Linked DNA regions of Homo sapiens: region 2 is linked to region 1. Evidence: chromatin loops called from intact Hi-C (ENCODE). Cell type or tissue: lower leg skin. All regions are shown on one strand. Links, peaks and the distances in the headings refer to the core of each region. The heading gives the core; the rest is flanking DNA.

Evidence for each region. A loop is a pair of places that touch in the nucleus more often than their neighbours do. Peaks named below come from ENCODE experiments on the same cell type or tissue, not always from the same donor. Only the 100,000 strongest peaks of a DNase experiment are listed, where the experiment ranks them.
Region 2: it touches region 1 in a loop (4-fold over the local background); 29 of 110 quality-filtered maps call a loop at or near these places.

The regions. Positions count from the first base shown.
Region 1 is chr5:425,189-436,152 of GRCh38, reverse strand. It overlaps AHRR (aryl hydrocarbon receptor repressor), which reads right to left. Exons shown (of 11, transcript NM_001377236.1): 8 at 8,147-8,346; 9 at 3,629-3,690; 10 at 3,206-3,347; 11 at 1-2,300. The coding sequence ends at 1,319. PDCD6-AHRR (PDCD6-AHRR readthrough (NMD candidate)) reads right to left here. Exons shown (of 13, transcript NR_165163.2): 10 at 8,147-8,346; 11 at 3,629-3,690; 12 at 3,206-3,347; 13 at 1-2,300. Among named protein-coding and RNA genes, the nearest start is that of EXOC3-AS1, 12 kb to the left of the region's middle. RefSeq lists enhancers at 4,756-4,875, 5,016-5,295, 10,843-10,964. In lower leg skin, for the core only: no CTCF peak of the experiment used is centred there; DNase peaks (open chromatin) are centred at 5,002, 5,812, 6,492, 6,592 and 2 weaker places.
Region 2 is chr5:900,484-905,483 of GRCh38, reverse strand. It overlaps TRIP13 (thyroid hormone receptor interactor 13), which reads right to left. Exons shown (of 13, transcript NM_004237.4): 4 at 4,935-4,990; 5 at 4,053-4,143; 6 at 1,264-1,336. Among named protein-coding and RNA genes, the nearest start is that of TRIP13, 10 kb to the right of the region's middle. RefSeq lists a silencer at 2,096-2,390. In lower leg skin, for the core only: a CTCF peak has its summit at 2,238 (motif pointing right); a DNase peak (open chromatin) is centred at 2,223.

The DNA.
Region 1 (10,964 bases), core at 2,651-7,650:
TCCCAGTGGAGCTGACGTCAGGGCGCCGATGCCCTCTCCCTGAGGATGGGGCCTTCCCACCCCCGCACAGGTGGGCCCAGCTGCAGCCACACCCCAGGGCCTCACTGCCTGGCTTCCTCTTGCTTGGGGTGACTTCTACACCCTGATCTGATGCCTGCACCAGCCGGGTGGGGTTCCAGGCCAGACCGTGGAAGAAGCCTGAAATGCACCATCAGCTGTAGGTTCTCGGGTTGGTGGATTGGTGACCTTCACTTTCTGACTTATGCTTTTGTATCCAAATTTCCTACTCTCAGAAAATATCGCCTTTACAACTGTTTTAATGCTATTAATACTTGTCTGTCTTGTCCCTAATTATTCTCCTAGGATGGCAATGGGAACCCTCATTTGAGTGAACTGTACAGCCAGCCAGAGAGAAACCCCCACAGGCAGCGCAGTTTCCTGTGTCTTCTCTCTACGTTGTGTGTTTCTCTGTACTTCCAAACCCGGAGTCTGTGAACTCTGTATTACGTGATGTACCAAGAGGCAGATTAGGAAGAACCGTCCGCAGAGACCCACTGAGAACTCGGGAGATGTCCAGAAGGAACAGGGGTTATGCTGTCAATTCCAGTCCAGGTCTGGCCTCAGACTCTGTCATGGCGCCATGGAGCACCTGCCGCACGGTGTGGGGCAGTGTGGGACCCACGCTGCCAGCCTCTGCTGCCTGGAACGTTCTAGATTCCTCTATGAGTGGGCTCACGGACCCCTTTCTCCGCGTGTTGTATTTCTAATTTGCCGTGTGCTGGCCTCTACAGTGCACTGTGGCGATGGGCTGACCCTGCCTGCACAGCACAGGCTGGGAGCTGCAGGTGGCCTGGGAGGGCTGAGCTAGGTGTGTCACCCGACCGCTTCATCCCCGACTGCGGACTTGGGAGCATCACCCGACCGCTTCATCCCCGACTGCGGACTTGGGAGCATCACCCGACTGCTTCATCCCCGACTGTGGACTTGGCAGCCATGGGACGGGTGCTCGCTGCCTCTGGGGCATGAAGCTGTCCAGCCATGATCACTTTCCTAAAGATTTTAATTCCTCAAAGAGAAATGCTGTCATGCTTGAATAGACTTAAGGCCAGTTTTCATTTAAGAACTGTTGGGATATTTTACAAAATTCAGGATAGGCTCCTGCGTATGCTGCACACACACACTAGCAGACTGCGCATGCACAGCTCTGCAAAGCGTGTGTCTTAGGACGGGCTCCGGCCTGACCAGGAGCAGGGCAGCCCAGCCACCGACGCATCTGAGCGTAGACACACAGATCTGAGCTTGGATGGTGGTCACTGCGCTATGGCAGGAATGTGCACCCCGAAGCTTGGGGCGGGACCAGCGTGGCCAAGGCACTTTTGGGCAACATCCCGGGCACCATTCCCTGGCTGTGAGTAGCCCACTGGGGTGAGTCCAAGGGCTCCCGCTTGACCACAGGGGCGGCCTCAGCAGCTCTGCAGGTGCAGGACTGTTCACCTCGGCCCCGTGCACAGAGCTGGTGGGGAGGCTCCGACTGGGGAAGGCCGTCTGTGGGCTCCAGGCAGGCACAGTGTGCAGGGTGGAAAGGGGTCAGCTCCCTGCTGCGCCCAGCAGTGGCCCTCCCATGGGGCTGAGCCCCCCGCACGCCGTGCCCCAGGTGCGAGATGTACACCTGTTGCCGAGAGTCTGGCTCTGTTTTCAGGTGCATCCTGGTAGGGAAGGTGGCTGGGTGGCTCCTGTCACTGGCCCCCAGCCACACCTGGCTGGGCACACAGCCGTCTGCAGCACCCTCACACCCAGAGTCCTTCTCCATCTTGATGGACACATCTAGCAGCAGCGTCGGACCACACAGGTCCCCCGGAGGCATCGGTACACCTTGCAGCTTCATGTCCTCCATGGGATAGCCCCTCGTGGCAAAACGCTGAGCTCCAGGCTGAGGGAGCTGGTGCTGCAGGCTCCTCTGGGGAAAGTGGCAGAGGGGAGGGTGCACCTGGTCCTCACCGACATCCCGCATGGGTCTGCTGGTCCGGCTGGAGTAGGCACTGGGGGACGGGCTCGGCGGGTGAGAGATGGGCGAGTTCCTGAAAGTGCCCTGGACACACGGGCAGGGCAGGCAGGAGCCGCGGGGCATGGGGCGCAGGGAGGGCGGGTCATTCTTGCTGGGCTGCAGCCTCGGCCTGGCACCATCCTCACTGTGCTTTCCCGCTGTCCAGGGCAGGGGCTTTGTGGGTCCTGGAGTCTCCCTCCGCCCTGTCACTCCAGAGGCCCTGCTCAGCATCCTGTGCTGCTCCTCCTCCCTGTCCCTGCAGAGAAAAGACGGGGCCCATTTGACAGCAGCTGAAGACACCAGGTCTGGCTGCCCTGGGTGGGGGTCTCTAAGGGAGGCTACGAAATCAGGACGATGCTAAATCTGCCAAGGCTGCTACACCGACCCCTCACTGCGCTGTGCCTTCTAACCCCCCCAGCAGCCCAGGAGGCTGTGCCAGCACCCCACCCCCACTGCGTGCCTGGGGCGAGTGAGGAAGGCCCAGGGTGGGGCGAGGGTGCAGGCTTCAGGGAGATGTCTCTGTGAGGCCTATGCCAGCTGTCCAGTGTCAGCCACACCAGTCACTAGCGTTAGGGGTGGGGAAGGGCGGTGCAAATGGTCCCAGGGAACTGCAAAGCAGAAAACACCATGTCCAGCAGTTTCTGTGGCCAAGCTCTGCTGCTGACCAACAGGACACCACGTGCCTTGGGACTGGCACTGCATGACTGTGAGATGGTGACCTGGAGAGTGGGGAGGGGCCTGTGGGGCACAGCTGGGCTGGTCAGGAAAGGGGAGGAGGCCCACCTGGGTGGCAGGCAGGCCCTGGGGAGGGAGAGGGGGGAGAGAGGGCTCTGAGCAAAGGCAAGATGAGGTTGGAGCCGGGTGACCCAGGGTCCGAGTGACAGGTGAGGGCGGGTCCCAGAGCCCACGGGGCATCCTCGCTCCCAACATCCCTGGACCACTGCTTCCCGGGGTCAGTCCCCAGCGACACACGTGACTTCCAGTCCGGGAAGCTGTGTGGACAGCTCCACAGAGAGTAAGGTTAGCTGTGGCTCGTGTGGTGGCCAAGGCTGCTGTCGTCTTTTTTATTTTTCTTCTTAATCACTCCCCCACCCGCTCTTTGGCCTCCACGGTGACTTAGGGAGCTGCCAGGGCTGGGGGAGGCTGCCTGGCACCACTTACCCTGAGCCCCCCTTGGGGTCAAGGACAAGGTCAGGGCCACCCCGGAGGCACAGGCATGGGGCCCTGGCGGGAACCTGTGCCCATCGGCCAGCGTCAGTCTGTTCCCTGAGCACCAAAACGCCGCTCTCTCTGCTGCTCCTTCCTGTTGGGGTTTAGAGGGGGGGGAAGCCGTCACGGTGCGAGCTGAGGAGCTCCTGGAAGACGGTTGCTTGTTCTCAGCAAGGCAGGACCCATCGGCTCCTCAGAAATGCACAGACCAGAGCCCAGGAACGGCACTTGTCCACAGCAGGACAGACACCAAGTCTCTGCAAAATGGCTTTTCCATGGAATACGCCAACATCTCCACTGGGCGGGGAAGCTCTCCAAGGGCAGAAACACATTTTACCCATGTGGAAAAGATCAGATAAGAAATGTTCTAAGTACCTGCTGAGTAATTGGGTTTTCCATGCAGTTCCGATTCGCACAGACTGGTGGTGGCTTTTACTCTGTGAAGAACACAGATGAACATGTGACATGTGACGGATGAACAAGATGACATGTGGATGAAACATGTTTTGATGGTAGAAATTAATAATGACAGGTATTGCTGTCACACCTGAGCAGTGAAGACAGAAACAATAGTTCACTCTTGTTTAATTCTTTATAGTGTGGAAAGTTATTTTCTCAGTTACAGGTTTACTGAAAATATTGTCACGTCACTTTTCAGGCCAATGAAGGGCTAATGAATTTGCTTCAGAAAGTAGAAGGATAAAATCATAGGATGATTTTTAGAGCTTATATTTTTTTCCTGGAAGGCCAGAAAGAAAATACGGTCCATTCTCATGACTCCAGGTAGTTATGTTCCAGGAAGTGAACACTGAGGTGAGTTGGAGACCAACTCACACGGGACATGTGTGTGTACCCACACACGCATCACACTGATCTGAATCTTAAATCCCAACAACTCACCCTGGTAGATTCTATTTTCTTTTGCTTTTCAAAAGAGAAACAGTAAGTAGCGCTGCCCCACCAGCAGGTCCCAGAGTTGAGTTCAAACCCATCTGACTGGCCCCACAGCCACAGCTCCGGTGCTGCCCTCCTCTCTGTCCTCTGGGCACCTCCAGGAGGCCCATGACTAACACAAGACTCACAATGCCCCATCTATGTCCATGAATGGCTGCAAAGCACAGGGTGTGTTGACATGGGGGTCCCAGTGAATTATGGCGAGCAGAGGAATTCACAGAATGGGCTTCAGGAAGAGGCAGATCAAGATCATGTCACAAAACCCCTGTGGGAAAAGCTGTGGAAGACTGGGGGGCTGTTGGGGGCTGCTAGGGGCCGCTGCTGGGGGCCATGGGGGCTGCTGTTGGGGGCCGCTGGAGGCTGCTGCCACTGCCTCAGGGCTCTGATTCTGCAGAATGCACCTTGCATCTTGCACCACTGTGGTGCCCTGGACCACAGTCCTGCGGCTCAGGACTGGTGGACCACAAGGTGTATCCTGAAAGCCGGCTTCTGAATCCAGCTCAGAGCAGGGTGGGGAGAATTCCAAAAGCCTTCGGCTCATGGGAGTCAGTATTCTTGGTTTGGCAAGTTTTCTTCCCCCTTCTGAGTTTGAATAACATGTTTGTTGAGCTGAAGTTGTGTGCCAGCTTTATGTGCCTTGGGCTCCACCCCACCCTCACAGCCCCACAGGGGGTCTCGTCCAGGCCGCAGGAGGAGCGCTGTGACCTTCGGCCCCACACCTGAGCTTGTGATCCCACACCTACGCTCCACCCCAGGGCCGGGACAGGGCTGTGCGCACACAGGGCCAGGCCTGCCCTGCCCTGCTCTGACACCAGGGGGCTGCGTCCCCTCTGCTTCTAGGGTTGGGAACTCCCAGGGAAGACCGGGCTTGCCATGTGCAGTGGAAACTCCACGGTGACGGTAAGCGGAGGACAGTGTTCCAGGGTTTGCGTGGTCCCTGTAGGTGCCGGAAGACCTGGGCCCGAGCCCTGCAGAGACCCCAGGTCCTTTTCTGTGCACCTATGTAGCATTTACTTCTTTTCCCTTTAGAATTCTATGTTCCTCCCTTGCACTCTACATTTCCATCCTTTAAAATAAGGTACATACATTTAATTTAAAACCTTCCAGAGATGTGTGGGCCTCAGCAGGCTGACCCGTGTCCTGGCCGTCCCTGGAGCTGCCCTCTGTCCACCCTCAGACAGCAGCAGTGAGGTGGGGCTAGCAGGGCCCAGGCAGAAGCTGCTCATAAGCAGAAATGAGTAACGAACGTGGAAACCAACACAGCATGAAAACCTTCAAATAACCGCTGCTGCTGTCAGACTGTAGAGCTGTCTAAACGGTTATCTGAAAGAGGTCAAAGGTGAGGATGGAACTCACGCCCACAACAGAGACCACCGTGAGTGCCGGCAAGGTGGCCTTGGGGCCTGCAGACAGAAGCCCTTCACAGTCAACCCTGGACACTGAGCAGGGCGTCCCAGAGCCTCCAAGGTCCTCCTTTGCAGGTCCCCTGGGGCGAAAGGGCCCTCGGCCGTATCCTCTGCATCGGGAAGCCAGCAGGCGTGTGACGGGGTCCTCCCAGAGGGGGCTCAGTGGCGGGTCCTGGTGCTCCCACGGAGGGCACGGGTGTGAATACAGAAGATGTGCTGCCCGTCAAAGGCGCCAAAGAACAGGAGGGACGGCAGCGTGCCGGGTGCTGCTGAGTCCCAGATCTCAAACTAGTTCGGGAGCCTGGACTCTGACAAGGTCAGTCAAGACCGCATCTAAAAAATGAAATTGAATACTAATGGAAGTTAAGGAATGCAGCTAGAATTCAAAGTCGGACCACAAGGCAACACACGTGACTGCAACTTAAGATCACCCCAACGCGCCTGCCACAGCAGGTACAGCAGTAAAGGCAGCGCCCAGAACAGGGCGGGGACGTCTGCTCCGGTCTGCACAGCTCCATCTGCTGTGAACATCCCCGGGGCTGTCCATGCACAGAGGAGGAGCATCGGAATCAGGACATATCTGGAAACCGTAACCCGGGGCAAGGCAAACAGAGCAGAGAGCGCTCAGCCAACACAGGGCCGTGGCAACCCCAGGCAGTGAGATTCGAGTCACACCACGAAGAATCTGCTCTCAAGGTTCTGTCTGAACCCAGCAATGTTTTCCGTGTGGGGTTTGTGCAGCCTCAGCCAATCACTCCTGGGCGCTATGCCAGAGATTCCCACTGGGCTGGCTGGGGAGCTGAATTCGACGCCTGCTAAGATTCCTTTCCCACTCAGTATTTGCTACCCACAGAGTGGGGAGGCCACGAACAAAGCGGGCTGCCCAGTGGCGGCTGCAGGATCGCGCGGCAAGGCTGAGCTGCACTTGGTTACCAGGGCCTGGGCCTGCAGCGCCGAGGGGCCGAGGACAAGTCGGGTGGGTCTCGGAGTCACAGAGCAGGAGCACCTCACCGACAGCCAAGGACCCGGGGGCTGAGGGCCAGGGGGCAGGGGCAGGGCCGGCCCAGACCACCCCTCTGCCCTGCGCTCAGCCCCGCCCCATCAGGCTGTCCCAGGAGGAAGTGGCAGGAGCGGCAACTCGCCCAGGTGGCCGGGGAAGGGGTCCTGCACGATTCTCTGAGAGGAAGTTGGATCTCCGGCATCCTGGCGGCCCCGGCCCTACCTCACTCCTGCAAGATTCTCTGAGAGGAAGTTGGATCTCTGGCATCCTGGCGGCCCAGCCCTACCTCACTCCTGCACGATTCTCTGAGAGGAAGTTGGATCTCTGGCATCCTGGCAGCCCCGGCCCTACCTCACTGGTGTGTTCCCAGCAGGTGGAACACAGTTTCTATAGGCACAGCATTTGCATCTCTCCCAGCACGCAAGGCAGACTTAACACATTCTAGGAAACTATAGACACGAATCCCCAAGGGCAGGGGTCCCCAGCCCCCAGCCACAGATTGGTACCCGTCCATGGCCTCTAGGAGCCAAGCTGCATGGCAGGAGGTGGGCCCTGCGCAAGCGAGTGAAGCTTCATCTATATTTACAGCCACTCCCCACTGCTCGCGTGACCGCCAGAGCTCCACTGCCTGTCAGCTCAGCTGGGGCATGATTCTCACAGGACTGTGAACCCTGTTGTGAACTGTGCATGTGAGGGAGAGCCCTAGGTTCGAGCTCATGAGAATCTAATGCCTGATGATCTGTCACTGTCTCCCATCACCCCCACCCCCGCCATGGGGCCGCCTAGTTACAGGAAAACAAGCTCAGAGCTACCACTGGTTCTACATTATGCCAAGTTGTATAATTATTTCATTATATATTACAATGTAATAAAACAGAAATGAAATGCATAGTGAGTAAACGTAATGTGCTTGAATCATCCTGAAACCATCCCCCCACTCCCAGTCTGTGGAAAAATTGTCTTCCACCAAACTGGTCCCTAGTACCAACAAGCTCGGGGACCAACAGGGTGTTTTCTACTTCTGAAAGGCTGAGGGAGCTGTGGGTAGGCCTGGGTTGGCCAGGGACGAGGACCAGCTGGAGGGGCAGCTGTGCCGTTCACCCTCCATCTGCCCACCAGGGACGCATCTCTCCGGCATGTCCTGCAGCCGGGAACTACCTCCACTTGTCCATAGACAGACGGTGTGAAGGGCGGGCAGCCAAGAGATGGAGAAAGGCAGGGGCCACAGCCAGCTCCGCATTTTCTTGAGGACACGGGGTCAGGACACTTATTCTGAAACTGGTTCTGTAACAGGATGATTTAGGAATGAATCGATACAGGCAACGTTTGGTGCCAGTTTGCAAATACGAGTTTGAAAAACATTGTTTCATCTAATCGCTGCTGCCTATGTTGTGTAATGACTTTTACGACACGAAACTGACTTATTACTGGCTGGAAATGAAGAAAGAAGACACAGAAAACACTGAGTGTGGAGGTGTTTTGTGGGGGCCGCCAGCAGGCACCATGTGGCTGTGAAGGGCGAGTCTTACTCACTTTGCATCCGCGGTGGCTGCGGTGTCTGCTCTGGGTTTTGCCCTCAGGAGCGCGCTCCTCATTTTCATCTCCGCTGCGGAGGGGAGGAGAACGGGTGCCGCAATGCAGAACAGCGACAGCCGCGGCGGGAGCATGGCTCCTGACGGCGCCTTCTTCTTCTGTCCAAACAGGAATTTTAGTTTTCCTTGAAACTGCATCGTCTGGTGTTTTAAAGACAGAGAGGAAGGCGTGTTCACCAAGTGGCCTGGCAAGGTGGTCACAGGACACAGAACTCAAGGGCGCGACAGCGGCTGGAATTCGTAGGGAGGCAGCTCACCATGAGTGGCTCGGGACAGCAGAGCCGCAGCTGCCAAGCCTGTGACCCCCGGGCCTGCAGAGTGATTCGATGTGCTTGAATCATCCTGAAACCATCCCCCACTCCCAGTTTCTCTGGAGCCGCGGCGACGGCCTTTGACAGGTTCATTCCCGCGTGTGTGCCTGTTCATGTGTGCCACCCCATGCGCAGGTGGCACGAACTGCGCCTGTGGGACCTGCCACCTGCCCACAGCCGGGCCAGCGGCAAACCCCTGGCAAGAATTCGCAGGAGTGGATGATCTCCAAGGATTGTTTCAGCTTTAACACTCCATTTCCAAATTATCAATTCTTCATTTGTAATTATGAAATTTAGGCACGACTTGATTTTATTTATCTAGGGTGTACAGTGAGACTTTAAAAGCCAGCAAGTAAGCTAGGAGTTTGTTATATAAGAAAATAAAATATCTCTCTACAAAGGGAAGGCTGATGTATAATTTAGTTGTTTACCAAGGGCCTTCAGGGGTACTCCTGCCTTGTATGGAAGAATCACCCCACAATGTGGCTCCACCCTCTATCCTTATTTCATCCATCTATCTTTCTATCCATCCATCCATCCACCAATCTATCTTTCCATCCATCCATCCATCCACCCATCCATCCACCCACCCATCCATCCATCATCTTCCCATCCATCCATCCACCCACCCATCCATCTTCACATCCACCCATCCATCCATCCATCCATGTTTCCATCCATCATCTTCCCATCCATCCAGCCATGTTTCCATCCATCCATCTTCCCATACATTCATCTACCCAGCCACCCACCCACCCATCCATCCATCCATCCACCCATCCATCCATCTATCCATGTTTCCACCCATCCATCATATTCCCATCTATCCATCCATCCATCCATCTTCCTATCCATTCATCCATCTGTCCATGCATCCATCATCTTCCCATCCATCCATCCATCCACCCATCTATCTGTCCATCTAGCCATCCATCCACCCATCCATCTATCCATCCATCCGTCCACCCATCCACCCATCCATCTTTCTATCTATCCATCCATCCATCCACCCATCCGTCCATCCATCCATCTTTCCATTTGTCCATCTATGCACCTACCCATCCATCTTCCCATTCATCCATCCATCTGTCCATCTATCCATCCGTCATCTTCCCATTCATCCATTCACTCATCCATCCATCCATCCATCTTCCCATCTATCCAACCATCCATCCATCCATTCACCCATCTTTCCATCTGTCCATCCATCTTCCCATCTATCCAACCATCCATCCATCCATTCATCCATCTTTCCATCTGTCCATCCATCCATCCACCCATCCATCTTCCCATCCATCCATCCATCATCTTCCTATCCAACCATCCATCATCTTCTCATCCATCCATCCACTCATCCATCCACTCATCCATCCATCCATCCATCCATCTTCCCATCTATCCAACCATCCATTCATCCATTCATCCATCTTTCCATCTGTCCATGGATATATTAAACAAATAATAAACACCTGCTGTGTAGCAGTCACATAATTGGTGGGGATTCAAGGCAGCGGTGTGCTGGGAAATGTTTAACATCTAGCTCTCCAGGGGGAAAAATTCCCAGATATGCAGTGTTTGCCAATTTTTTTAGTATAAATATTCCCAACACAGCTGATTTCAAGCTCCCAAGTTAATTTCAGCCGAATCTCAAAAACTACCATTTTCAGTTGGCCCTGTGGGTGGCATGAGGGAGCTTCCATGACACCCGCATTGCCAAGACTGCACCACTCAGGGTGAAAGCCGGGAAGAGCCGTGAGGTCCTGCAGGGTCTTGGTGTATTCTGTGTCAATACAGGAGCCCTTTATGGTGCTGTGGATGAATGGATTTTAATGGGAAAACAGAATCAGACACGTATTTGTGTAAACCTTATTGCAATATTTTAGCATCAATCTAATTTCTCTGGCTTGTTTCCTCCATTCAGTTCTTTGTTTGACAATTCCATTTTAAACTATATTCCAGTGGCTGCACAGTAAAATCCTTCCAATTTTGGGTCACCTAGAAATAAGAGTTTTTAATTAACCAGGAATTGGTTATACAATTTTAAAAAACGAACAACATTCCTTAGCCAATAAAAGTAAGTATCTTAATTTCCTCAAAATTTAGAACAAAATACCAACAGTGAAACACTGTCTCTACTAAAAATACAAAAAAATTAGCCGGGCGTGGTGGCAGGCGCCTGTAGTCCCAGCTACTCAGGAGGCTGAGGCAGGAGAATGGCGTGAACCCAGGAGGCGGAGCTTGCAGTGAGCCGAGATTGCACCAGGCACTCCAGCCTGGGTGACAGAGCGAGACTCCATCAAAAATAAATAAATAAATAAATAAAACTTTATTGTCCCTAGCTACCTAAATGAAAGATGTGCCCTGGGGCGTGTGCGTGGCAACAGATCTGGGGCCTGTGGAGAGCTGGTCCTTCCACCAGGCACCCAGTGGGTGGGAAAGACACAGAAA
Region 2 (5,000 bases), core at 1-5,000, 470 kb before region 1:
CTGAAGTGACTGAAGGCTGCAGAACAGAATTCCAGAGGGGAAGGAAATATGAAGAAATACCTCAGAAGGAGTGCCCAGGATCCTCATGGCGCCCCCGATGTCCTGGATGAATACTCAGGTGTGTGTGAGCAGGGGACATTCCCTGCAGCTATGTAAAGGGCGCCCGTGGTCTGTGAGCTGAAGGGCTCCTGGACCTCACACAGGCTGAGAGGAGTGCATACTCCGACCGCCAGAGTGGAGAGTGCCCACGGATCCTTCAGCACACTCAGTGGAGACCCCAGAGGACCACAATTGAGTGTTAAGACCAAACCTAAACCCCTCCCAGTCAAAGCTTAAAAAAACCAAACCTCAAAGGATCACACCAAATCACAAGTAATGGAAATGCCTAACGGAACAAAATCTAACACTCACTAAAGGAACACACAATCCACACACTTCAGATCACAATGTTCAGCAGCTAATCAAACACTACCTAACATGCTAACAAAGCAAAACCATGTGACCCCTAACCAGAAGAAAAACCAGTCAATAGAAACACAATCAGAAATGACAATCATGATGGAATTAGCAGACAGAACATTAAAACAGCTATTATGGGGTTGTTCAAGACGTGAACGAGAACATAATGAAAAAACAGTATAAAAAGAATCAAATAGAACAGAGCAGAAAAATACACTATCAGACATAACAACTTCACTGAATGGAATTAAAAGCAGATTAGACGATGTAGAAAATCAGTCAACTTAAAATACGGCAATAGAAACTTTCGAATAAAACATATTTCTAAAGAACTGAAAAAAAAAATGAAAAAGCACAGGAGTGGCCTGTGGAACAACATCAAACAGTCTAACATGAAAGCAGACAGAGTCCCAGATAAAGGGGAGGGTCAAGGAAATTCAGTGAGGAAACAATGACCAGGTATTTTCCAAATGTGATGAAAACCATAAGCCCCAAACAGACAGAACTCAAGAGGAAAAGACAAATCCGTAATTAGAGACGAACACTGCATCCAGCAAGGGGAGAAAGTATAGTCTTCTGAAGTGCAATTCACCAGCAGAGATCATGTGCTGGCAATCAAGTAAGTCTCAAATCTTAAAAGACTGAAATCATAACTCAAAACTATGCTGAATACAGAGGAATCAAGTGACTTACAGTGGAGAGGAATCTATTATTTGCGTAAAATGATTTAGAAAAAAAAAAAAACAACCTCCCGTTATAAATCCCATTCCCATGGCTCTCCTCTCACAGATTACCGAAAGTTACCTGCTTGAAAGTCTAATTGTCAATTTCTGGGCTAACGCTTTACACAGGGATGTTTTTCCAGTGCCAGGAGGACCTGTGACAAAGATCCAAGCAAATATATTTTTAAGTCAGTGCTACAACAAATTTCTTAAAACAACAGTAACTTCCATTATCCATAAAATATAAGGAATACAGTTAAAAGCTATTAATGTTATTACTACAATGAAGTCTGCTTAGAAACTTAAATGCTATGAAATATTACCAATACACTTACGTCTCCCCCTCTTTCTTATTTGTACTCAACTTCGTATTTCTGGTCTCAGCCTCCATCGCCTCCCCACCCCCAGCACTGCTCCCAGCTTCTCGGCCTACAGTCTCACTTAGCGTCGGGAATGAACATTGCATTTTCTAGCCTACATCTTTGCTGACACCTGTCCTTGTCCCCACTCTTCCTTTATGAAATCCACTCATCAAGGCACCTTTCAGAGATCAAACACACCTTTCTTGATAAATGGAGGTGGAGGGGTCATGTGTTATTCCTGTTGCCCCCAGAACCACCCTCTTTCCTAAGACAATTCTCAGTGGGCTCATACCCCATACTAGAAGAGGCAGAGGCCAGCACTCTTCTTGCACGCCTGCCTGCCAAGCGTCCCCTAGCATGATGTGGGCGGCAAGCCACCCAGGTGCCGAGGCAAGAGACCGAGGGCACGAGCTGTTCCAGTATAATAAAATAAATAAAATAAGAATAATTATACTAGATATAGATCTTAGATATGATTATATATGAATATTAATCATTAATTTGTAGCAATTACTCTTTATTCCAATATTATAATAATCCTTGCTCTACAATCATAACCTAGGAAAAACCAGGCCATACAGAGATAGGAGCTGAGGGGACATAGTGAGAAGTGACTAGAAGACAAGAGTGCGAGCCTTCTGTTATGCCTGGACAGGGCCACCAGAGGGCTCCTTGGTCTAGCAGTAATGCCAGCGTCTGGGAAGAAGCCCGCTGCCAAGCTGACCGTGGTCTAATGGTAGCGTCAGTGTCAAGGAAAAACACCTGCTACTTAGCAGACCGGGAAAGGGAGTCTCCCTTTCCCCCGGGGAGTTTAGAGAAGACTCTACCCCTCCACCTCTTGTGGAGGGCCTGACATTAGTCAGACCCGCCCGCAGTCATCCAGAGGCCTGTCTCCCTGTGATGCTGTGCTTCAGTGGTCATGCTCCTAGTCCGCCTTCATGTTCCATCCTGTACACCTGGCTCTGCCTTTTAGCTAGCAGTAGCAAATTAGTGAAAGTACTAAAAGTCTCTGATATGCAGAAATAATGGTGTAAGCCGTCTCTCTGTTTCTCTTCTCTCTCTCTGCCTCAGCTGCCAGGCAGGGAAGGGTCCCCTGTCCAGTGGACACGTGACCCACGTGACCTTACCTATCAGTGGAGATGGCTCACACTCCTTACCCTGCCCCTTTGTCTTGTATCCAATATATATCAGCGCAGCCTGGCATTCGGGGCCACTACCGGTCTCCGCGTCTTGGTGGTAGTGGTCCCCCAGGCCCAGCTGTCTTTTATCTCTTTGTCTTGTGTCTTTATTTCTACACTCTCTCGTCTTTGCACATGGGGAGAAAACTCACCAACCCTGTGGGGCTGGACCCTACAAAAGATGCCTCACAGAAGCTGCGAGGTGACCAATATGGAAAAAGGAAAGCATCTAACAGAAAATGGAGACATACAACTCTAATTTTCTGCAGGTATTTTCAAGAATTAAAGAGGAAATACGTAACTGGTTCCAAACAGAAACAACTTATTTCACTAATTAAAACACCTGCTGCTTACTCTGACTGTGCTATGAGGGCAGTATGCGGGGCCTGTCTGCTCTTTAAAAGAACATTGTGTTTTAAGGTCACTTTGTCACGCAATCTTAACTGACTTAAAGAAGCCAAGTACCCTTCAAGCTTCTATTTAACACTTGGCTACAGTTTCATACTCTCGAGTCCACTCAATTCCCGTGTCCCCATTCTACCCGGTGATATTGACAACAAAACAAAACAAAACCAAACAACAAACCATCAGTATTTTCTCCTGAGAAGAACCAGACAGAATTTCTTTAAAATATGGCTTTTTCAGTTTACTCCTCACAAAGTAAAGCTCTGAGTACTACAAGCCTAATTTATAAGTTAAGCTTTATCATAGGAATGTCTGTAGGAAAAAATAGTCTACATAAGGTTTAGTATTATCCACGTTTGGGGCATCTGAGGATGTCTTGGAATGTGGCCCCCCACAGGAAGACTTGATTAAGTGCCGAGTAATCAATGCCCCAGGGGCCGCGCGCGGTGGCTCAAGCCTGTAATCCCAGCACTTTGGGAGGCTGAGGCGGGCGGATCACCTGAGGTCAGGAGTTTGAGACCAGCCTGGTCAACGTGGTGAAACCCCGTCTCTACTAAAAATACAAAACTTAGCTGGGTGTGGTGGCGCATGCCTGTAATCCCAGCTACTCGGGAGGCTGAGGTAGGAGAGTTGCTGGAACCTGGGAGGAACCCAGGAAGTGGAGGTTGCAGTGAGCCGAGATCGGGCCACTGCACTCCAGCCTGGTCGACAGCGAGACTCTGTCTCAAAAACAAAAACAAACAAACAAACAAAAAATGTCCCAAGTGTCATGAGCTGGATCTGCTTCACAGAGAGGGGACATTCTAGGACAGCTGTGGCTCCTTCAGAAAACAAAGAGCCGTAACTCCTTGCAGAAGGACGAAGGTACAAGTAAAGGCTAAATTTCATGCCACTTATCTGGTCAAATAAAAGCCTGCATAATTTACCGTGGAGCAGCACCACCCGGTTCCAGGTGATGAGGTTGCTGTTGACGTTCTTGTCTGAAAACAGTAAAGTTGTCATCACATAATCGAGGAGCTGATAGAGAAAAAGAAAAGAGCTTGACAAAGATACCAACAAGGCAAAGGTCCCCAAGAAATGTGCCCTCCCCCAGGGCTTAATCCTACATGAGAAGAGGGAGCACAGGGAGCGAGGCCGCCTCCTAAGAGATCATCACCTCCAAACGCTTTCATTTCAGAAGAGAAGGTGCTTCCAAAAGGGAAAAGGAAAAACACTGGCTATTACTATTATAAATATAAGAAGAGCAACAAAATGATCACTTTTATTTAAAGTGCCAACATTAAACAAAACCACTAAGGGGTTTGTTTATCAAGTAATGAGTAAGCTCCTTCCCTAGAATGATACAGCAGTTATTATTCGCAAAATAACAACAGCCACAATGCAGAGGAGCAGTCTGAGTGATAGTCTCAGACTATCAATGCAGAGGACAGCTGAGTGATAGTCTTCTAGCCAGCTGCTGGCATGGGAAAGACCCTTCCCGTTGAAGAGGGTGCAGGGGTTAAGACACACCGGCCTTTCCTTTGTGCGGACCAGGCTTGCTCACCTTCCCTCCTCCCATCTCCAGAGGGTTTAATTCTCTAAGTTGCCTTCACGTTCTCCCTTTCCCTCTTCTCCCTCAGGGAGCTCCTCAGAGACCAGCTCTACTCTGGAGCAATACTAGAGGATAGATGTCCAGGACAAGGGCTGCCAGCAGACAGGGGCTCCCAAAAACCCATCTGCATCAAGTTGCTCAGGGGTGTTGGAGAGCAAAACAGTAATGGTTCCTCTTCAAATAACAGGGCATTCTGGGAAAAGGCACAGCAACTTACATGGGATTTGACTTCCACATCGTATACCAAGCTGTCCCAAAGCCCATGGAATTCAGCTGTGACAGA